2 separate regions of the Homo sapiens genome follow, and region 2 is linked to region 1. The links are chromatin loops, found by intact Hi-C in ENCODE. Cell type or tissue: testis. All regions are shown on one strand. Links, peaks and the distances in the headings refer to the core of each region. The heading gives the core; the rest is flanking DNA. Region 1 overlaps ASTN2 (astrotactin 2). Region 2 holds the start of LOC124902330 (a long non-coding RNA gene).

Region 1 (11,999 bases), core at 1,549-9,548:
TATCTTTTTTTTTTTTTTTTTTGAGTCTTGCTCTGTTGCCAGGCTGGAGTGCAGTGGTGTGATCTCAGCTCACTGCAACCTCCACCTCCTGGGTTCAAGTGATTCTCCTGCCTCAGCCTCCCGAGTAGCTGGGACTGCAGGCGCACAACACCACCCCCAGCTAATTTTTGTATTTTTAGTAGAGACAGGGTTTCACCATGTCGGCCAGGATGGTCTTGATCTCTTGACCTCGTGATTTGCCCACCTTGGCCTCCCAAAGTGCTGGGATTACAGGCATGAGCTACCATGCCTGGCCTGGTCATCATTCTTTTATAGCATCCTGTGATCTCTTTCTCCAGAAAACTTATCATGCTTTGTGAGTTATACGTTTGTTTTTATGATGCTCGATTACTATGTGACCACCACACTCAACTCTAAGCTCAAGGAAGGTAGAACCCTTCTATTGTATTTTCAGATTCCAGCACGGTGCCTTGCCTGAAGTAAGTACTGTGGAGTAAAAACATAAATGGATCCCTTCATCTTTTTCAGAGCCCACCTTCTCCTGCTATATCCTCTCACATCCTGTTGTTTCTCGTTCTCTAAAACCTTTCACATTAGTGTCTCATGTTTTTCTCCTGATTCTTGCCTTGATTCTTCTTATCCATCTTCTACAGAGTTGTCAGATTGATCTTTGTAAAGTACTATTTTAAAAAATATGCCACTCCCTCCCCTTCACCCAGAAAATATCCATAGCTATCTATTATATTCCAAATAAAGTACAAACTTTTCAGCCATGTTAATGGAAATTCCCCAAGGTGATAAATCCTATCATCCAGCTCTGATAAAATATATAGATGAGAGAACAATTATGGAACTTTCTTCTTATTTTATCTTCTTTTGAATTTTCTCTCTCGTTTTAAGTAATTTGGCATACATCTCAGTGCTTCTAATGATCTACATGCTCCTGGAGGACAGGATAGCATCTTATTCATCCTTGGACACCCTGCCATGGCTCACAAGTGCCTGGTTTGAAGCAAACTCAGTAAATGTTTGTTTACTTCAATTACATTTTATTATTCCTCCCAAGAGAAACATTTACACTGCTAATGGAGGCCTTCGAAGGCTTAACTGGAAGGATTAAGGGTGGAGTTCCAGTCATCTAAGGCAGGATGACTGGAGAGAGATTTTTGGAGCCAGCCAGTCACCATCACTTCACCTTGTCAAGGCTGCCTCTTCTACATAAACCTGGGGCTAGTTCTCCCTGAGTCAGTGGGTGGTAGTTTAGTAACTCTCCTCACCAGCCGAAATGAACACCGGGTCCCTTTGCTCCTGCAAGGGGCGTCTTGCCTCACAAGCCTTTTTCGCTGCCTACGCCCGGCTCTAGACTGTCGTGGTGGGGAAGCATATCAAACTCTTTATTTCTGATGACAGCAGTTTGACTCAAAGACTGCATTAGTCTGTCCTCAAATGGATATAAAGAAGTACCCCAAAGGCTGGGTAATTTATAAATAAAAGAGGTTTAATTGTCTTACAGTTCTGCATGCTTTACAGGAAATATAGCAGCTTCTGCTTCTGAGGAGTCCTCTAGAAGCTTCCAATCATGGTGGAAGGCAAAGAGGGAGCATGACGTCTCACACGGCAGGAGTAGGAGCAAGAGAGAGCAAAGGAGGAGGTGGTGCATACTTTTAAACAACCAGATCTTGTAAGAACTCGCTATCCCTAGAACAGCACCAAGGGGATGGTGCTAAACCATTCATGAAGGATCCGTCCCCAGAATCCAATCACTTCCCACTAGGCCCCACCTCCAACACTGAGGATTACAGTTGAAGAGATTCGGGTGGGGACACAGATCTAAAACATATCTAAGACATATTTACTTTTCCCCTTGATGAGTAGGAAGGACCCAAAGGTATTCAGAGAATTTGGGAGGGATAAAGTGTGGAGAAGGTTTCCAGAGGTTCTTAAACACTGCCTTGGTGGGTCAAGGACAGAGCAGAAACTTGAACCCCTAGTTTTAAGACACACTCAGTCTGGTTTTCTCCCACCTTTTCCCAAGAAGGGGGCAGTGGATATGTGTTTGTTGAAAAGGAGGAAAGGGAACAACTGATGTTCGTAATGTCTCCCTGAGAATGGTGTTTTCTTCATACTGCAAATAAGGAGTCAAAGGCTCAGTGTGGAAAAGCAACTTGGCCGAGGCCACAGGCCAGCCAGTGGCAGAGATAGCATCCTGAACAAGACCACCACAACACATTATTCCCAGGTATTGTGTCATATAAAGTTCCCCTGCTATCCAGTGGAAATCTGCCTCCATAACATGGACACCCAAAGATCTAGACCTTGAAGATGGTGGAAACACTCTGGACTAGGTACCAGGAGCCCTGGATCTACTCCCTGACCCCACTCTGTGATGTTAGACAGGTCTCTTCTTCTGTCTTGTCTGCTCTCCCATCTGAGAAATGATGATGTGAACCTACCTGCCAAGCCTTTTGTTGTTCTCATCACCTGTGGAAATGAATTTCATTGTTTAATTTATACTTTTCAAAATTACAGAATTAACATATAAAGCCATTCCTTTTATAAAAATATAAACGCAACAAAATCATGTGGGGTAGAAAGTGATAGTTCCATTCTGCATCCCCTTTCTCACTTTCCTACCCAGAGACTATCACTGGTAACGGGTGTTTATTCTTCTCACTTATTTTTCTCTTTAATTATAGCCACATGTATGGATAAATCCAAATATGCATCTGTCATTTCCTCCAATACAGAATCATTGCGCTATTATTTTGACACTTGTATGTGTATCTTTGTTTTTTACTTTAAAATGATTGGAAATCTTTCAACATTAGAATATTTGGATCCATATCATTATTTGTAATGACATTATTCTGTAGTATTGATTACTATAATTTATTTCCTATTGATGGACATTTATGTTATTAAAAGTATGCTACAGTGAACTTTTTTGTGTATATATTATATATATATATTTATATATAGCTTCTTGCCATGTGCATTTCTGTAAGTTACTCAGCAGCAGTATTATGAGGTCAAAAATATGGACTTTTTAATTTTCATAGATATTGCTGAAATGCCCTCTTAAAAAGCGATCCTAATTTACACTCAGAGAGTCAAGGTGTAATTTTAGATATGGCAACAAATGCATGGGACGTTTATGGGTTCAGGATGCTGTCCATCACCAGTCAAACCACCCTCTGCAAGCCATTAGCAATTCTGTTTACAGGTGAGGCGGGTCCTGCCCCAAGGGCCTTCTCTGCCTGGTTTCCTGCAGTTTAGTGCCTGCATAGCTTCCAAAACAGGGTTTTAGAAAAGGCTTTGCAGAATGGGGAGGTGGCTTGGTTAACCTCCTGCCCTATTCAGAGCCCTGGGCTTCCTGAAACAGTCCCAGTGGATCGCCAAGGGCTGGCCAACAGCTGACTAATAGGTGCTGTGGCATCTGGCCTCTCTCGGCTTTCGGCCAAATCCCGAGGAGTTCAAAAGACCTCTCCAACTCCCTCATCCATTCCTAGCAGAGGCCCACCACTGAACTCCCTGAATAATGCATTGCATTTATCCCCTCTTGGTCTGATGGATGGCTGAGCTTTTCCTTTATCCACCTGCCTTCCTTCGTTTGTCTGCCTGGAGTTTCTAAGCTCTCAGCTGTACCTTGAGCATAGGCAAGAGAAGGGAGTGGTTGTTTTTTTTTAAAGATTAGTTGCACAGCTAGCGGTCTGTCTTCAAACAAAGGCCAGATGTCTTTGTTTCTTACTCTAAAACCTGAAATCAGGACAGAGGAGAGAAAATAAAAATGCCTACCATTTATTGAGCTCCTATGATGTGCTAGATGCAATGTTGGACACCACACAGGCATTATCTCATTTTTTCTTCCCAAGAAAACATCATAGCCCCGATTTTCCAGTTCAGAAACTGATCCCAGAAATGTGACACAGCCTGGTTGTGACTACAGTCAGAAGATCTGGAGCTTGAATCCATATCTAGTCTATTTAGCTCAGGCTTCGCTCCTCCCACAAATCCTGCTTTGCCTGGCTGCTGAGAAGGAAAAATTTTGCCTTTTGTCACACTTATCAACATTCAGCTAACCCCTAAATATTTCTTGGTATTTCCTAAAATGCAAAGTGGCAGATCACCTACAACTACTCCCATCAACCCAGAGAATCACCAAATCTGTCTTAAAATCATTCATAAGGATTATTCATTTTGAATTGGCCATTTATCCATTTGAAAGTGCCAAATGGTTTATCTGTCTGACATTTTCCTGGAGGCGACATACTATGGGAAGGGGAGAAAATGGAGTTTGATATTGTACTAGTTTGGGTTCAGATTCCTATCTTGCCACTTACACATGTCCCAAAGTACTCACTTTACCTCTATGAACCTCAGTGTCTTCTTTAGCAAAATGAGCTTATTAGGGTTTCTACTACAGTTAAGTGTGCTTCTGCCATCCTGTGGTGGGCTCAATAATGGTCCCCCAAAGATGTCCATATCCTAATTTACTAACCTGTGAATATTCTATGCCATATGGAAAAAGAGACTTTGTAGATGTGATTAGGTTAAAGATCTTGGGATGAAAAGATTATACTGGATTATCTAGGTGGGCCCTATGTAATCACTGTGTCCTTATAAGAATCAGGCAGTGGCATTAGACTCATCGAGGGGGATGTGAAGATAGACATACAGAGAGACTTGAGGGCTTTGAAGTGGGAGGAAGGTGCCAGGAGACAAGGAATGAAACTCTAGGAGCTGGAAAAGACAAGGAAAGGGGCTATCCCCAAGAGCCTCCAGAAGGGAATGCAGCCCTGCTGACACCTTGATTTTGCCCCACAAAAGCCCACTTTGGACTTCCGACCTGCAAAACTGTTTGCACTGTTTTATGCCACTAAGTTTGTGGTCATTCGTTACAGCAGCAATGGGAAACTCACACACATCCTCACTAAGTGGTGGGCTTAAAGTCTGTAGGGCAGATGGACTTGAGCTTGAATCTCCTGCTTCTGTACTTGCAAGCTGTGTTTCACTTTTTCCTTCTTGAACTTCCATTTCCTCACGTGCAATACGTGGTTAATGATGACTCTAATAGGATTTATGAGGACTGTATAAGATCATGTGTTAAACAAAATTCCTGGCACAAAATAAATGCTTGCTCGTGGAAGTTATTATTTTCCTTGACCTACGACTGTGAACTGGTGGTACAGACATTGGTTGTGGAAGGCTTTGATGAGCTTTGTGTAGTCAAATGGAGAAAACATGGGCTTTTGTGCCAGAGAGACAGAGTTTTGAATGCTGGACTGTGGTATTTGTTAACTCTTTGACCCTTGGAGAATAAACTTGAACTTTTGTGAAGGATGATGACCTTCCAAACACAAATTCAGGCAAGGTTAAATGAATATACCATGCAAACTCTGGCCCAGACATTTCCCTCCAGACTGAGCCCTAGAGGGCAGGCCAAGGACTCTTCCCTTGTCCATCTCTCTGTCCTTACAAACTAACAGTGTGTGGTGCATACATGTACAGGAGGATGTTTCTTGTTGAAACTGAACGTGCTGGGAGGGAATTTGATCTAGTACTAACTAAGTAAACCCCAGTCTAGGTAAGGATTTGGGATTAGGGAGATCCAGAGGAAGAAGGATTGGTTCTAAAGATGATCTTGGTAGCTGAGTCAACTGGAAAAAGACAGGGTGGGGAACCACAGAAGCTGAGCAGGATCTGAAATGATGGGTCTTCAATTCTGGGTTGACAGTATTCGGTTTGTCCAGATAGTCAGGCTTCTGGTCAACCTGGATTATTTCTCCTTCATGCAATGCCTACAGCTCCTCTTTTCCTTTGGTAGGTGCTCCTGGTGAGAAACTAGCCCTTATTTGTACCTTACTTCTGTTAACCCCAGGTCTCAAAATGAGGCTTTATTCAGCAAGACTATACCTCTCCCAGTCCTGCTGCATTGTCAATTTGCCAGGAGGATTAATAAAATGACATTGCAAGGGGCTTTGAGCTCTACCAGACTTGGTGCCTTCTTTTGTATTTGAATTATTTCCATCATTATTCTTTGTTTACTGCCTTTGAGTTAATTTTCAAGCCTTGCAGCTATGCAGCCTCTCCCAGTCCATTTGAATTAATTTTGTGAGAAACATTTTTGAGTTATTGTGGTCCAGATTAAGTCATCTTGTGATCTTTTCATCCATTGTCTTTGTAATTCTATTGAAAAGCTCTCATGTTTGCGGGCTGCGATCTGTGCTTTTTTTTTTTTTTTTTTTTTTTTAACCCTGCCCTTATGCAGCCTCATAATTCTTTTGTTTTCCTGGGTTGTGTCCAATTTGTTAATCCTTGTTATAGAAGAGCAATAAAAATGGCAAGACATGGGTCCTGCCAGCATGAGGCAGAGACTGGGGTGAATCCCAGCTCGAGCAATGATTAGTGGCTGTCTTGGATGATTTGCTTCCCCATCCTAAGCCCTGCTTCCTAGTCTGGAAAATGGGAAGAATCCAGGGCTGGCTTACAAGTGGACGATTGAATGGGTTGCTATATCTGAAAATATCTGCCACATAACAGTTGCAAGTATTTCCCCCACTTTCTTCATTCTTAAAGCTTCTATTTCATGTATTTTTCCCCTTCTGTCTAAAAGATCAATATGACATTTGATGTTGTAAAAAATTTAAGCGTATGTTCTGCTGCTGTTCTTCAGTGACTTCTCAGAAATAATCATTAAGTGCTTCAGTAACTCTATTAGCTCTTCCCTGGAACATGTTAGGATATGTGCTGTCCAACCTGCTAATTTGTGTTTTCCCCCAAATCCCTAAGTATTTCCTTAACTGCTTTCTGTCGTAGATACTTCTGTGAGATCTTAATTACTTCCTAATTGTCCACATTTCTTTTCTTTTCTTTTTCTGGCAAAATACAGATCATAAAAGATGAGATCAGGACCTTTGCCACCTTAGAATCATCACTAATTTCCTTTCTCCCTCATTATGAAGGCAGGAATATGTTCCAGTTTGCTGTCTGATTTCCCACCTGGGTTCCTTCTATGAACTCTTGATAATCTCTGCATCTCTATAATCACATTTCCCCTTCAAAAGAGGCCTTTCTGAATGGATGTTCCTCACATTACAAGAGCATATTTCACTGGTCTGCATCCCTTAGTTTGACCTTGAAGTTTTCTACTACAATGGATAATAGTTTACTGGTATCTGTTAAATACAAGGCACCCTGGGTGGTACCAGGGAAGCCAAAATAAAGATAACCCTTTCCTTGGCTTGAGCACCTCACACAGATAAACATGTTCTCAAATAACAAATAATAAAATGTCATTAAAAAGCATCTTAGCAGCCAGTGGAACACAAGCAAGACTTAACGGAGTTTAAGCAGATGGGTATCACAAAAATCTATAGAAGTCTTTTAAGGAGTTTGTTTATAAGCCATAATTTCTGCATCTGTAAATGGAATAATTAACACTGACTTTTCAGTATGGGCATAAAATTAGATAAATTTTAAATGCGTGGCTCATACTTAGCCCTCAATAATAATGAGTGTGTTCCTCTAATAACAATGATGCGAATGACAGCAATGAACCTTGCCCCATGCTCACTTTCAGGTGGCAAATCAGGGAGCACCATCATCCCCAATGTAGAAATGAGAAAACTGAGTCTCAGAGAAGTTCAGTGACTTACCAGACATGATGCTACATCTAAGAAGTGTTAGAACCACGAGAATCAAGTAGAAATATTCCGGTTCCAAATCCAAGTTTTTATTTTGTTCCTCTTTGTTCCAATGTGCTTACAAACAAGAATCTGCTTGAGGAATTTGCAAAGGATTCCTCCCTGCAGCCAACACCATCCAGGGGTTAGCAGGGAAAAAGTGACAAGCTGCAAACCCTAAGGGTTTGGTGCACAGATTAGCCAGAACATATTTAAAAATTTTTAAATCTATTAATAATAGATAAAATTAATTCAATATCATGTATTCAGAACCTGCTATGTGCCAGGCATTTTATTGTATTGTATGCTTTGTATTTATCATCTCATTTAATTCTTGTAACATTTTGAATTACGTACTGTTATTATATCCAGTTTGCAGATGAAAGGAAACTGAGGCTCAGTGAGATGAAGTGAGTTACCTAAATATACATAGCTAATAGGCAGCAGCATTAGCATTTGAAGCCTTCCAATTCAGGATTCTAGCTTGTGATTATGGAAACATCCCTCACCTCTCAAATGGCCATATGAATGGGGTCCAGGAGTGCAGATCTAGCCATTGCATCAGAAGGTTTGGTAAGACTTGCTAACTAGTACCAATATCTGACTGATCATTGACTTAGGCTCCTTCTTCCTTCTTCACCCTCTGGGGGAAGATTCAATGAGCCAGTAAATGATCAAAGGGCATTGGAAAGAGAGAGGAAGAGGCAGGTGCAGGGCTAATGTGCCAAGGACATAATCACCCTTTGAGTCATTGCATTGACTGGATGCTAATGTGCACACACTGGCCTCGGGGACTGCAGTCGGGCCTCTTACAGCTTCTATATTGAGGATGCTCAACAAGGCACTAGAAATATCAGTATCTACTTTGCCAAGTAGTGTTAAAGATTCCCTGCAAACCCTACTCAGTTAGGACCAGTCTACCACTTCTCACAAATGAGAGAAGGGAAGCTCCTTTCGGGTGAATGCTCCTGAAATGCAAGAACTTTGAGACAGGTATGCAAGGCAGACGAAGAGCCCTGCCTGGGTGTAGGAGATCATCACTGGCTCTCTGAATGAACCTGTGTGAAAGGTGGCGGGTGGGGTTTCTTCTCTCTGAGTCTCAGTTATTTCCTCTGTAGAATGAGAAAATTACACTCTACAGGAGCCTCCTTAATTTAGCATCCTAAATCCACTGATGATCCATCAGTGCTTTGACACCTAGCAATAATAACAATTTTATGAAATGCTTTCCATCTTTCAGACACTAAGTGCTTCAGGTATTATTAATCCTCACGACAACCCTATGAGATGAGATGTGACTCTATTCTGACTTTACAGATCAAGAAATTGAGGCACAAGGAGATTCTGAGCCTTGCTGAAGGTCACACAACTATTGGGGGGAAGATGGGATTCAAATCCACGTTATCCAGCTCCTAAGTTTGTGTTTTTAACTTCCTTGGAAACATTCCTTGGAAACATTGCTCCCCAACTGGCTGTCAGCAGGTGAAAGGACACTTTACAGGAATAGCACTACGAGAATTTGAGGCCTTGCTATTTTTGTTCAAGTTTTGCTTGGATTAGGGAGGCAAGGCAGGGAGGGATGTTACCATATTAAAAATATATAGACCCTTTTAGTTTTTATGTTGGGATGAGTTTGACTTGGAATGAAAAATCCCCAGTTGTGTGCGGAATGTCCAACTGGATTTAGTCTTGGCCTTCCCTCGGGATTGTTATGGGTATTTGATAATGTAGGGACATCCAGCTGGGTTTACTCTTGGCCCTCCCTTAGGATTGTTATGGGTATTTGATAATGTAGGGACATCCAGCTAGGTTTAGTCTTGGCCCTCTGTTGGGATTGTTTTGGGTATATGATGAAGTAGGGACATCCAGCTGGGTTTAATTTTGGCCCTTCTTTGGGACTGTTGGGGGTATTTGATAAGGTAGGGACATCCAACTGGATTTAGTCTTGGCCTTCCCTTCAGATTGTTGTGGTTATTTAATAATGTAGGGACATCCAACTGGGTTTAGTTTTTGCCCTCCCTTGGGATTGTTGGGGGCATTTGATAATGTAGAATTTAAGCTTAGGCCAGGAGTTGTGGCTCATGCCTGTATCCCAGCTACTTAGGAGGCAGAGGTGGGAGGATGACTTGATCTCAGGAGTGTGAGGCTGCATTGAGAGAGCTATGATTTCATCACTGCACTCCAGCCTGGCCAACAGAGCAAGACTCTGTCTCTAGGGGGAAAAAAAAGAGTTTGACATGTGGGGGTTAAAGGAACCTGAATTTAATTTCTGGACACTTATTAGCTGCCTGATCTTAAGCAGATTACTTAATTACTCTGACTCATTTTCTTGTTTATATTTAATAAAATAGGAGCTATAATAGTACCTACTTTAAAAAGGTTTTGTGAGTATCAGATGACTGAATTAGGTAAAGTGCTTTCTAAACTGTAACATGTTCTTTGGAAGATTGAAGAAGGCTAGAACATGGATGACATTTTTGGCCATCTATTTCTTTTTCAGATACTTCTTTCTCCCAGTACCACCCTGAGGACTCAACAACAGCTTAGAGGCCGTGTGCCTTTGGTGTTCACCGAGGCATTGCTGGGCCAGGGAGAAACAGGGTGATTGATTTGTTTTCCATTGACTGTGCATGATGAAAAGTTGCTTTTGTTTTTTGTTGTTTTTTCCCTTTTCTTCTTTTGTCCTGGGAATTATATTTTTCGTTGAGTGTTGTTAATGGAAAGCACTGAACCAAATTCCCTCAAATTGAATTTGGCTGTCTGAATTGTCTGTTCTCCATCTTCTCTTTCCCCGCCCTCATCTACCTCAAAGGAGGAGCCTTCACATTTATATTCATAATCATTCATGGGCTTCCAAGTGGGGTTAATAGAAGGGTGGCAGTGTGGAGGGAGGTGGGTAATATACCTGGACTTAGGGCCAACCTGTAGCTTCCCGCTCATCGCTTGTTAACTAGCGTGCCATGACAAATATGAATTTTTTTTTAATGTAATAAAGAGGCAACCTGGGCCTGTGGAATCCCCAAAAGACCAGAAGTTAGAAGGGTGTGGATGGGGTTCCTCCTCTAATGCTTAACAGTGTGTGCCCTTAGGGAAATCAATTCTCTTGTTAAAGCCTCTGCATCCCAGTTTATTAACAGGAAAAGTACCAAATGATCTTCCTGCCTCAGTAGAAGAACCTATAAGACTTCACTCACTTACTCATGTGTTCATTTATTCTTTTAGCAAGTATTCATCAAGTGCCTACAGTGTCCCAGGGACTGTGCTTGGTAGTGAGATTATGACTCTGAACAGGATATAGTTTCTGCCTTCAAAGAGTGTTTAGTCTAAAAGAATGACAGATAATAGATAGTAGACAGATGACTTTAAGATCATATAATATGTCATACTTAAAGCAAAAATGGCCTGGATTGTGGGGTCAGGCAGGCAGGGTCTATATGATCTTGGGCAGGCTATTTGACCTGTAGGAGCCTCAGTTTTCTACCATATGAAATGGGTATTGCAACCTCCTTGCAGGGTTATCGTAAAGAGTAGAGATACTGTGTTTGCTGTTCACTGAATGGTGCCTGGCCCCTGAAAAGCACACAATAAATGGTAGCTATTATTATTAATAATGATAATATTAAAAATAGATGGAAAAGCACTTTTAAGCTACAAAACCTACCCAAATATAATGAATCATTATAATCATGTTACATGGAGGCTTATTTCCCAAGAGGTTCCAAGAGCAATCAGGATCACTGGTGCCTAGAAAAAGAAAATAATATAATTAACAACAAGTAGAAGAGCTTTGCATTTGAATAGCACTCTTCCAGGTTTAACAAATAGCCATGATGGGGAAAAACACTTAGAGAATTTGTTAATCCAGGCTGGCCTGTGCTTTTGTTGGCAAGTATTATCTTGTGTTTGTTGTAAGATTTTCTATCTTCATTAGCAACACTTTAGTTTCCCTTAAGTAAATGATGATTTAGATCAATTTACCCCGTTTTACTTGACCTAAGTTCAAGCAGAACTATTCTGTGCCAACACCTGCAATCAAGGTTCAGGGCGTTCCTTAAGCTTATAAATGATTGTTCTTCATACTGTGTTAAAGGCACAGTAATCCTTTGTCAGTGGGGACTTGGCCAACTGTGGCTTTGTGATAATGGGATTTTTATATTTATAAACCAACATGTTAAAAATGTATGTTATTTTTATATATGAGTTTTTCAGATCAGTTCTTCTAAACAGCACATGACAATTGTTATTCTGGTCCCCTGGAAACTAAGGGAGTTCTGACGAATAGTATAGAAAAAAAGAAAGTTGTTTACCTTCACCTTT
Region 2 (11,999 bases), core at 2,698-10,697, 61 kb before region 1:
GCTCAAAAAGCATGGCAAGTGTCCAGTACAGATCTCTAATGGAAAATTTAGGGGAACAGAGAGTGAAAGGGAACACAAAAAACTTCTCAGATGTATTGATATCTCATCTGAGCTTCAAAACAAGAGAAGAAGTTAACCAGGTAAAGACAGGTCTGAGAAAATATTCAAGGCAGATGGAATGGCAGACGCATAAGCTTGGATATGGGACTATAAAAGCACTGCCTCTGGGAAATGGTGATAGTTCAGTATGGCAAGAACATAGACTTGGAAGGAGGAATGATGAGAATTGAGACTGGAACAATGAACAGGTCCAAAGCCCCCAAACCTTAAATTCCTTGGGCTGAGAAACAGAAACATGAACAAGGCAATGTCCTCCAGAGACATCAAAGAATAGTCACATGATCCAAGACCATTCCTGTTAAGTGTCTCTGATGTTTCATTTCTTCTTTTATTGAAGGCACATCATTGCAGCTACTTAAAAACTCCCTGTAAGTAGAAATCTTTCCCTATTATGGAGTATTTCTCCCATAAAATCATACAGGCGTAGGCTGTTTATGGAAGCATGAAACATTCCTTGCAGAAGAAATAATTTTGTATTCATGATGGAAACATCTTCAGGCTCCATTTGGAAATTAACACTAAAGCTGTGTTCCTCCACCTTTCTGGTCTGCAGGGCTCACCTCCCACCTCTCCACCTGTGCAAGGCGCAGCTCGTACCCCACACCTCCTGCATAAAGACTTCCTCTGCTGCTCCCATCCTCACCCACCTTTTCCTAATCTGACTTCCTCTGACCTCATTTTCTCAGATGCATGAGATACCCTCTTGCAATGAAAAGCAAAGGGAGCTCTTGCCACTTTTCACCTGTAAAGATTCTTTTTTTGTGAGATCTGTCTGGAGCAGGAGGCTGGCACATAAAATGTGTACTTAGCATTATTCTTTTATGGAAGCTAAAGGCTCCTTACCAGGGCTCCTCTGCACACAGAGGGCTCAGTCTCAGTACCAAATTAATGTGTAAGCCAATGCAGGGCCCCTCGAGGATGTGTCCTCTCTATGAGATAGGGTCACATCAATAAGCAATGCAGGGATGTGCCTGTATCTCCTAGAACCTGCCGCTTCAGCTATTCATCATAGCAAGTCATGGTGTTCAGACTAAAAAGAACATTGTTCTAAACCTGCATGAATCTCCTCTGATCTTGAGCTTGTTAGTAGCAGAAAGGAATGAACACAAGTCTAGAGAAGACAGTTTTCTTAATTGTGTTCTTATTTGGTACCAGGGAGAGAGCATTACTTCTTTAAATCACCATAGCACTGTGTGCAAGCCACTTTCTCTGAGTGATTCTTCAGCTTTAAAATGGAGTGATGGCAAAGAACGTATGTTATTTCCTCCACGAAACACTACTTCTTAAGAGCTCAAGTCCAGAACCCTTCATTCTTCCAGGTAAATACCTAAACATTTGGAAAGGTGATTATCAAATGACCCTGGAAAGTGCTTATGGGTCAGAGGTCTTTGTGGGTGTAACTCAGATTGGTGTAAATCATAAAGTTTGGAACTTCTTAGAGACTGAGCAGTTCAGAGTTAGTGTCAAGTCCCCTGTGAAGAGGCACTGAGAAGCCACTGGGACCCAAAGCTACATTCACATTTGTTTTCTCTCCTGTCTGTGCCTCTGCTCCTTCTTCCACAGTCACAGGTATTCATAGCCCTCTGCTTTTCCAAATCATGATGGCTGACACAGCCCCCAACTCTTCATTGCTTTTTCAGAAGCAGTGCCCAGCAGTAGCTGACTCCGTCTTCCATTTACTCAAACCCAAACTCCTGAAAGGGGAATCTACTGGGCCTAGTCTATTGTGTCTGGGTCCAGCTGCCTGTTCCAGTCAGCTGTGGTCAGGCTGAAGAGCTCGCTGGGCACATGGCACATAGCTCAGCTGTGCTCATGCATTAGGGGTTATGTAAATGTAGCTGCTCTAAGGTGGGATATAGGCAGAATAGGATTTTAAAGCTGTATTGATAATCTTTTGCTGCATAACAAATTGCCTGTAAATTTAGTGGCTTGAAACAACAGTAGACATTTATTATCTCACCGTTTATATGGGTCAGGAATTTGGTAGCAGCTTAGCTGAGTGGTTGTAGCTCAGAATCTCTCATGCAGTTGAAGGCAAGATATCAGATGGGGCTATCATCATTTGAAGACTAGACTGGGGCTGGAAGGTCCACTTCCAAGGTAGTTCACTCACATTTCTAAAAGTTGATGCTAGCTGTTACCAGGCGTCCTTGGCTCTCCCCATATGGGTCTCTTCATGGGCTGCTTTCATGTCTTCATGACATGGCAGCTGGCTTTTTTCTAAACAAGGAATACAAGAGAAACTAGAGTGAGAGCCACAATGTCTTTTATGACCTAGCCTCAGAGGTCAAACGCCATCATTTCTGTAATATCCTATTGGTTACACAGATCATCCATATTCATGGTGGGAGGGGACTATACAATGGCATGAATACCAGGAGGTGAAAATCATTGGGGGCCACCTGGAAGCTGAGTACCACAAGAGCCAGCACTAATACAGGTTTCTAGACACAAAAAAGCAACATTTTCATTGAGTAGATCCTGCCAGTATTTTTCCCTTGGATGATCAAGATGTTCTCTTTTAGATTCAACCTGAATCTCTCTTGTTTTAAATGCAGAATTAAAACCAACTTTGTGTGCCTTAGAGTGTGAGATGCAGTACAGCTGGTTAACTACATATTCATGATTTGTAGGACACCATTTACCCAAGAGATCTGTTCTAATTTCCCTGGAAATGTGTTGAAGGAGCCCCTATAGAGAGCAGGAGCAGTGTGAATCTCCAAGGAGTGGGTATCCACATGTATTAATTGATGACAGTGATTGATAGGTTGTCGAATGGAGGAAATATTCTTTAAGAAGGTAGGGAAGGAACAAAAGAACTCATGGCTTCTATATGGATAATCTGAACATTCAAAGCTTTGACATCTACAACATTGGCCACTTTTTCATAATCCAAACTTGGCAAGCAAAACTAGGAGCCAAGTAGAAAATAATAAAAGAAAATTATATGTGTTCAGTACCAAGAAGCAATGATTCTAGGAAAAAGTTAAATTCCAAATACTGAGCTGTTAAAATAATGTGTGCTTCAGACTCCTTAGGAATGTGGGAAAAAAAATTATGGCAAGACCAGAAGTCTGGAGATCTGTCTCCTAATCTTCAAATCAGGTGTACTTTTATTGGATTCTTTAATGTAGGGTGGACCATGACTAAAAGCTGTATTTTGAATTTTGATTTAGTTGTATAAAGAGCCATTGACTAAGAGCTCTGTCACTTGCTAGCAGTGAAAAATTGGGTAAGAAACATTCCCTCTCTAGGTGACCTCTGTTTCCTCATCTGTTAAAAAAAAAAAATGGTAAATGTACTTACCTTGTCTGCTCCTCAATGTTGTTGCAAGTATCAAATCCTGGAAAGCACTTATAGATTTGTCAAAAGCCCAGGGAAGTTCCTTACTGGCTCAATAAGGTTGAGAGACCCTTGCGATGCTTGTACTTTGAAACACAGCAGCACCTACATGTGAGCTGCAGAGGGGCTATTCCAAACACCAGACACACAAATCAATATGGCTATCCTCCCCAAGGGCCTCAGTGGTAGCTATCATTATCATCATCATTTTTCTTTTTGGGCTCTCTGGACATATGAGGAGCAAATCTTGGACTAATCTCTCTTTGGATCCTAGAGTACAGGAAATAAAGCTCAGAACCTGAGGGTATGTGTTTTTCCCCCTGTAAAATGGAGACTTGGAAGATGCAACTTTGTTAACAGAAAGAAAAAAAAAGCAGGCACCAATGATAGTAGAAAGAAATAAGGAGGAAGGATAGGGCCTTCCTGATGCTGTTCCTATTTCTAGCATCCTTTGTTTCTGAGGTCTAGCTGCACTCCCTGCCCTGAGTTTCTCAAGAACTATCCCCCCAATCTCATAAAAAATTTCCCCTTTCATATAAGTATGTGTCTGATTTGTGTTATTTGGAATCAGAATAGCTCTAAATAATGTCATTCCTATCAAAAGAATTAATTTTTAAAATGTACAATTTCCATAGAATTGGTATTGGCTTTCTCACAAGAGAATATTTATTATTGAGACATAGGAGCACTCTTAATCATATTAATGATAATCATATTAATGATGAAGAATGTGGACTCAGAATCCAGAATACCTGGGCTCAAGTCCTCGTGCAAATCCCTTAGCCTTGGTGTGACTTACTCTTTTTTATTTAGCAAATGCTCATAATAATAATAACAACAATAAAACCTACCTTCGAGGACTGCTGTGGGTGTTAAATGAGTTATTACACAATCAAGGTCACTTATCATTGTTTCATCCTATGGGGAAAAAAAATCACAGAATTCTTAGCCCTAGCTCCATTCTGAACTTTTTAAAAGCCAGTTTATTAAACACGTGTAGGGGAGGTGCAATGTAGAATACCTTTTGAGTGCTGAAAAGAGTTCTCTGTAATAATGGGATGACTTCAAAGTAATCAAAATTTTATGTTGAAATCGGCTACTGTTGCCATGTGGAAGGCGGCTGAGACCCCCAAGCTTCAGATGGGAAGCTCCAAGTGAAAATTTACGTCCATGCTCAAAAATCCTGGAAACAGGGATGGATAATTGAGATTCTGGCTGAAGCAGAGTGAACAAAGACACTCTAATTAAATTCTGCATAGGAGCTAATTAACCCATTTATGTGTTTTCTTCCTTTGTGCAATAGTGGAAGCACATTATCAGCATTCATATATTTGCAAGTTATCTGTATGGGTGTGTGATTTTTTTTTCCCCCTTGAGTAATACAGGAGGAGGTAGATGCCCTCCATGGGATCTCCCAGCCATAATTCATCTGTCTGAGGCTTCTGCTTAGTTTCAACATTAGCTCTGGGAAGCTCATACATGCTTTGCTCTTCACACAGACATAAAAGTCAGCCTGGATGGCTACCACCACTAATCAGATTTGTCTGCTGATGCAAGGCCCTTCAGTCATTCCAGAACTGGTAAATGGAGTCACCCTGAGGACAGGCCCTGCTGCTGATTGATGTCCAGTGTGGGCAGCTCTCTTGGCTGCTCAACATTCAGAGAGGCTCTCCTTGTTTCAGTGCTAAATGATTGACAGTCAGGGTGAGTATTTCAGGAGGAAGAGTCCCCCGCCCACTCCAGCCATGTGGCAAAGGTATTTGCTTCCTTGGGAAGGAAGTGATTTATCTGTGGGAGAACACTGTTTGGGCAAAGTTGCGTAGGAACAGCGTCTGTCTCTGCAAGCATGTGTGTATGTGAGTGTGGGCATAAAGCAGCAAGAGTGGAAGGTAAAGACAACGTGAACGTCATAAAAGAACACTTCTTTTTACAAATGCTTGAAAACATTCGATGCTGAAAGACTTCAGACCACATAAATGAATTTGCACCTAATTCAACATAGCTATACTTCTTTCTTTTTCAGAATTAATGAGCCTGCCTTATCATTAGTTTTATCATAGAAACTATCACAGAGAAGAAACCATCTTAGAGAGAAATCGGTGGAAGACAAGATGAAAAAGGAAAAATAAAAAAGACTGGAGGCAGGGGAACATGGAGAATGCAAGTGTGTTTGCATTTGCACCAAGTTTGAGTTGAAAGGCTTTATAAGGATTTTGAGCAGCTGTATAAGTAGTTAGAGCTAGATATGTGTATATGTGTTGCCATTAACCAAGTTACTTCAACATTAGCCTTATGATTATATGCCCTAGCATTCAGATTCAAGGAAGAAACAGTTTCTCTGGAGAATTTTGTTCCTTAGTGACTGATTTCAGTTGATTTCAAGGTAAGCCAGGTATGTAACTAACTTTTTAAATTTAGATGAATATAAGTTTATGTTATTAATGATTATTTGTTTATTCATAAAATTGACACTGACATGTTACTAAAATACAAGAATCTCAATTTTATATTGAAGAAATTAATTCATTAGGTCAAACACATAAAAATTCTGAAGTGAAAATGATTCATGTGTCAAGTGGTCATAATGTAAGACCCCAGTAAATATTCCACAGTAGGTTGAGCTAATGGCAGTTGCTTCTCAGTACACATTCAAACATATTTTCTCACAATCTAGAGAGTTCATCTACACTGGGCAGAAAGGGCTAGATTGATTAGCAACCAAAGGCCTGAGCTCCATCGCTGGTTGCATAACAATAGCTGTGTGACCTTTGATAAGGTGCTTAGCCTCTCTATGCCACTGCTTTCTCACCTGTCATGTAAGTGTAACAATGTCTTTCTCACCTGTCTCATATTATTGCTATGCAGAAGAAATGAGATTTCATTCTGGAAGTTCTTTAAGCCCCTGAACAAAATGCAAGTTTTTATGGATCCACACACACATACACTATTCATGATCATGAATACATAATGTACTCTGTTTTGAATATGCTGTAGGTGTTTTGTGCTTTGAATGCTTGTGCCTGGAGATCCCAGCCCATAACAGCACACAATAGGTGTCCCCTGTGGGGGTAACCCACAGAGTATAACTCCCAGAGTATAACCCAGGTGATATTCTGCCACACCTGTGCTCTGACAGATGGTGGTGTGGAGAGAGAAATTTGCCACATCAACACATGCCAAGGTAAGGAGAACAGAGCCACGTAATAGCAACACCAAAGCCTGTCTGTCCATTAAGCCAAGTCAAATGCCACTTTCTTCACATAGCTTTCTGGGGCTTCTTTCTCCTCCTGAAGGAATTAATTTCTTCTGAATCTGTGTACTTGTTTCACTCTGTCGATGTGGCCTTGAACTTTCCGTACCCATGCCAACCCCAACAGCATTCAGCTGGCACCCAATAAATAGGATTCCAGCTCTCTTAGAGTCTGCAGCCTCAGTTCTGAAATTCTGGCCTGACCCTGAGTCATTCCTCAGATTAGATTTCACCCTATTTGTATTCTCCTGCCTTGCAACTTCCAGCCAAGTCAATACATAGTTACCAAGCACTTGCTATTTGCTAGGAGTGTGCTAAATTATGGGGTACGGTAATGGACAATAATTCATGTCTTTTGCTCTCTTGAAGATTAGAACCTAATGAGGCTATAAACAATTAAACAATTTCAATCTTCAAACTAAGGAATTTATAGGGAAATTTTCAAAAAGGGTCCAGTATGAGATATATGAGATCTATGGGCTGAGAAGGTGTTAATTAGGTGAAAGTCTGTTTAGAAAGGCAGAATGTTCCAAGTAATACATCTAGGCAACAAAGGAGAACCTGTTACATTTAAGAAATGGAAAGACACTCGGTTTGGACAAAGCTAAGTACTAAGCAAAAGCCAACTTCTTTACCTATTTCTCTACTTCCAGCTTCACCTTATATTTGGTACCTTCATACTTAATGTTGGGCTCTGTAACTCCCTCCTGTACAGCCTCTTAATCACCTCCCCAGTTTGGTCAACACCAAGATCCCAGTTCCTTTTGATCCCCAAACGGACTAATTTCCTCTTGCCTTATAAATGGAAACTGATCTGTCTCAATGTTTTTTTTTTTAACATGTAATTTGCATCACAATGATCCAATTTGAGGGCACATATTATTTTTCTTATCAGACTGCCAAGGAACAGATGATCTTTGTATTTCCTCCCAAGTACCTAGAATAGTGCCTAACAATACATTTGTATTTTCCTATAACAAATTTCTATCATGTCACTTTCTGGTTTAAAATCCTTCAGTGACTCTGCAGTACATTTTAGGACAAAACCCTATTCCAAAATACAGGCCACAAGTCCCTCATGTTCCAGCCCCATTAGCCTGCCAGCCTCACCAAAGGCAGAAGCCCTTTGCCCTCCTCACTTCCCCTTCCACTTACAGGAAGCACTCAACTTCTCAAGGCTTCTTGCTCCTTCCTGCCTTTGAGCTCCCTCACATGCCATTCTTTCTGCTTGCCCCACCCAGCCCCACCCAGCCAGACTCAGCCCTTCACTGTGGCTCATCTTGGAGGTCTCAGGTTACATATCACTTCACAGGAAGGCTTTCCCCAATACTCACTTAGTTGCTACTGCTACAATATGGCACTTATTATGCTTTACTGAAATTACTTGTTGAAATGTTTATCTCTCCTGCTGAGGGTATCTCAGCCTTGGTATGATTGACATTTTGGACCAAATCATTCTTTGTGGCGGGGGCTGTCTTGTACATGGTAGGTTGTTTAGCAGCATCCCTGGCCTCTACCCGCTAGATGCCAGTAGCACCTTCCCCAGTTATGACAGCCAAGAATGTCTGCAGACGTTGCTAAATGTCTCCTGGGGGGGCAGTCACATCCATTTGAGAGTGACTGTGCCAGATCATTGAGAAGGTAAGGACTGTGTCTTGAATAAGTAGTGAATACCACTGTATCACAACCTGGCATTTAGTGGAAGGCTACTGATCATGTGTTGCATGAATGAATAGAAGTTTTTACTATAAGCTCCTACTGAATGAATGAATATTAGTAAGAAAACTGTGTCAGAAACACTGGTAGTTCAGAACCCTGCATTTTTATTTAATGAAGGGTGGAACCTGCAAGAACATGGTGGTCTCTTACTTTGGAACCTGTCTCCTCCTTGCCTGTTAATCGGTCCTGGTCCTCTATTCCCCCCACCCCCAAACATACCTCTTTGGGCTGCCCTGTCCACCCATCTCCCCTCTACCAAGCAGAAAAAAAAGGTTCCAGCTCCCTGAGCTTTCTTCTTCAAAGACATTTAAGCTTTTAATGCGAATCCTGATTAATTAACAAGGGCACGGGACTTACATGCATTTCAAGTTGCTTTTATCTCGTGAAGAAAAGAAGCCTTTTGGCAGATACTTTCTGTTCAATGTCTAGTTCAGTATTTCAAAGGGCAAGCTGTGATGGGCTGAGCGGGTTACCATTTGTGTGTGTGTGAAGGGCAATGACTAGTAATTAAGGGACAGACCCCTTTATGTCAACTTAAGAAAAAAAATTAATCTCAGCTTCATTTCAAGCTGGGTTTGGTGTTGAAGGGCAGAAGCAAAATAGAAAGGGGGTACACTGTATGGTAATGGCTGGATCTCTTTGGCTTTGAATGAAAAAGCTAATATTTGTTGAGAACCTACTGTATACTATATCAGATCCCCCCAGAACCCTGTGGAAGAGTCAATATAATTTAATTTTACAAAAACAAAGTTTGGGAGGCATCAAGTTATTTGTCCAAAATACAACAAATAGTCCAGCCATATTCAGAATATGGTAGATCTGAATACATTCTTTCATCCAAAACTTCCGGCTTAGTCAATTGTCTGCTGCTATAATAGATACCACAGACTGGGAAATTTATGAAGAAAAGAAATTTATTTGGCTTATGGTTCTGGAGGATGGACAGTCCAAGGTCATGACACTTGGATCTGTTCGGCCATCTGGTGAAGACCTTGTTGCATTCTCCCATGGTGGAAAGAAGAAAGCAAGTGAGTACAAGAGATAGAGAAAGATAAGGGCAGAACTTACTCTCTTATCAGGAGTCCGCTTCTATAACCCATTCTAAAAATAAAGCATTAATCCATTCATGAGGGTAGAGCCCTCATAACCTATCACCTCTAAAGATCCCACTTCTTAATACTGTCACAATGGCAATTAAATTTTAACGTGAGTGTTGTAGGGAACATTCAAACAACAGCAACTACAACAACAACAGACGTCAGCTCCTGTGTGTCTTCCCTTGCTCATCTATGCCTACCAGAATAGAATGAAAGAAGGGTTTATTTGATCCTGTGTTCAAGTCATTCATTTATTCCACTAGGCAATCTGTCAAGATCTCATAGATTAAGGGCTCCTACAGCAACCTGTACTCACCCTATTTTACCCTTTATCATACATTTTTGGTAAGTAATCTTTTTATTGTTCAACTTCCCAAATAAAATATAAACTTTTAACAAACAGGGACCTTGGCTTTCTTGTTGAATTCTGTATCCTTAGTGTTTCACATGGGGACTGACACAAAGTAGGTTTCAAGAAATAGTTGTTGAAGTAAATATTTCCTTAGGACCTACTCTGCTGAGATTACTAGTTGCCTTGTATCATAGTAGGTCATACTTATCCCTTCTTTTTAAGTAACATAATTCTCATTTTAACCTGGAAGGCCATACTAAGTGGCCAAAAGACAACCCAGCTCCTGTGTCATTAAGAATAACTGTGTAAATCTGATTCATGAGATGTAAACAGAAATGTTGTGTTTCACTTCCATGAAGTCTTTTACTCCATCCTCCTCCTTAGATCATGCATGTGATGGCTGGAACTCAGTCATTTTGGACCATGAAGACCAGACCCACACGCTGGGGCCTAAGAAGCAGAAGTATGAAAGCCACCTGGATCCCTGAAGACCATGGAATTGTTAGAACAATTCTACTCTATCTGTAGACTTGTTTTATTTGAAAGATAAGTAGATTTCTGTCTTATTCAATTCACTGATTTTGGTTCTTTGTTATTTGCAATCAAATCTAATTCCAGTAGATACAACTCCTAAGTGCAGAGCACTGTTCTAGGGATTGTGGGGCATGCTGACATGGGTCTCATGCCTGCATAGCACTCATAGCCTGCAGAAGAACAGCAGTGCTGCCATATCTGATGGTCATTTGACACACTGAACTCCAGCCATATCAATTTTCTTTTCAGTCCCCAAATGGCAGTCACCACAAAAGAAGAAAAGATAAAGCTCTTAGTGGGATCTGAATCAAGAGATACCACTTACAGTGGAAGGAAAAAAGATCATTTTCATGGAGGAACTGCCCTTGAATTTCGCCTTGAATATTGATGAGTATTGGAATCTGCAGAGACTGGGATAAGGTTGGGATGAGGTCGAACACTACAGGAACAGAAAATATGGAACATGTTTGGGAGCAGGCCAGGGATTCTGTCATATAAAGTGCATGAAAAAGCATATCATGTAATATTTATGATTATTGCTCTGGAGTTAGACTGTTTGGGTTTGAATCCCAGATCCAGTGTTTACTATCTATGTGACCTCGGCTGAGTCATGAACTTCCATGAGCTCCATTCTTCTCACCTTTAAAATGAAGATCACAACTCCTACCTTCTTGGCTTGTTACCAGAATTAAATGAGTTTTTATGTGTGGAGGGCTCATGAGAGTGGCTGTCCCAAATAAGCATTCTCTAAATGTTAGATATGACTGTCATCCCCTTAAAACTGCAAGAGTTAGTTGAAACCATAGCAAGCCGAGCCATGAATGCCATGTTAATGCATGTTAATGCCATTATTATAAAGGTACCAAAAAGCTGCTGACAGTTTGTGAGCAAAGTTGTGGATGACATTATCAGAGCTGTATTTTAGGAAGTCTTAATATGTCAACATATGTCATACTATTATGTTTTCTCTCCCCCGCACTCCATTAGCCCACTGACCTAGGTGCCTCTTCCTCCCGGAACACACCAGCATTCAGCAATTCCCCAAGGTCCCTCCCCTGTCTCCAAAGCTGTCTGCCTGATCACTGACTTAGGCAAAGCTTCCTACTTTTCAGAGACCTGTGAAAGGGAGCCAACCCCCTGGCTCACAGCCCCTAGCCCTAGTTGTTCCCATGGACTTGCTGAAGGATGTGATTCTTTTGCCACTCTTCCACTCCTCCCCCAATTCCTGCAACCCCCTCAGGAGTGGTGTTCTCAATGGTGACATTGTGACTCCAAGCCATGAAATATAGGCCAGTTATTGCATCATAGATGGATTATATGAGCCTTTTATTTTCTTCTTGGTGACAACGGGAACCATGCCGCCTTCACAAGAGCTGGCAGAGACAGTTGACTATATTGTATGCTATTAACTGAATTATGCCTCCTCAAAATTTGTATGTTGAAGCTTATTGACTGTATTTGGAGATAGGGCTTTTAGAAGGTAAAAGTCAATAAGGTCATGAGAATGGGACCCTAATCTGATGGGGCTGGTGACCTTATAAGTAGAAGATATCTTTCTCTTATCTCTCTTTCTCTCATTTTCTCT

Evidence for each region. Peaks named below come from ENCODE experiments on the same cell type or tissue, not always from the same donor. Only the 100,000 strongest peaks of a DNase experiment are listed, where the experiment ranks them.
Region 2: it touches region 1 in a loop (4-fold over the local background); 1 of 110 quality-filtered maps calls a loop at or near these places.

Annotation. Positions count from the first base shown.
Region 1 is chr9:117,368,621-117,380,619 of GRCh38, reverse strand. The region is part of intron 1 of ASTN2 (astrotactin 2); the gene reads left to right. Among named protein-coding and RNA genes, the nearest start is that of ASTN2, 40 kb to the left of the region's middle. In testis, for the core only: no CTCF peak of the experiment used is centred there; no DNase peak of the experiment used is centred there.
Region 2 is chr9:117,430,717-117,442,715 of GRCh38, reverse strand. It overlaps LOC105376242 (a long non-coding RNA gene), which reads left to right. Exons shown (of 4, transcript XR_930282.3): 4 at 4,962-11,999. LOC124902330 (a long non-coding RNA gene) reads right to left here and starts at 4,637. Exons shown (of 3, transcript XR_007061904.1): 1 at 4,484-4,637; 2 at 4,314-4,380; 3 at 2,302-2,340. In testis, for the core only: no CTCF peak of the experiment used is centred there; a DNase peak (open chromatin) is centred at 6,845.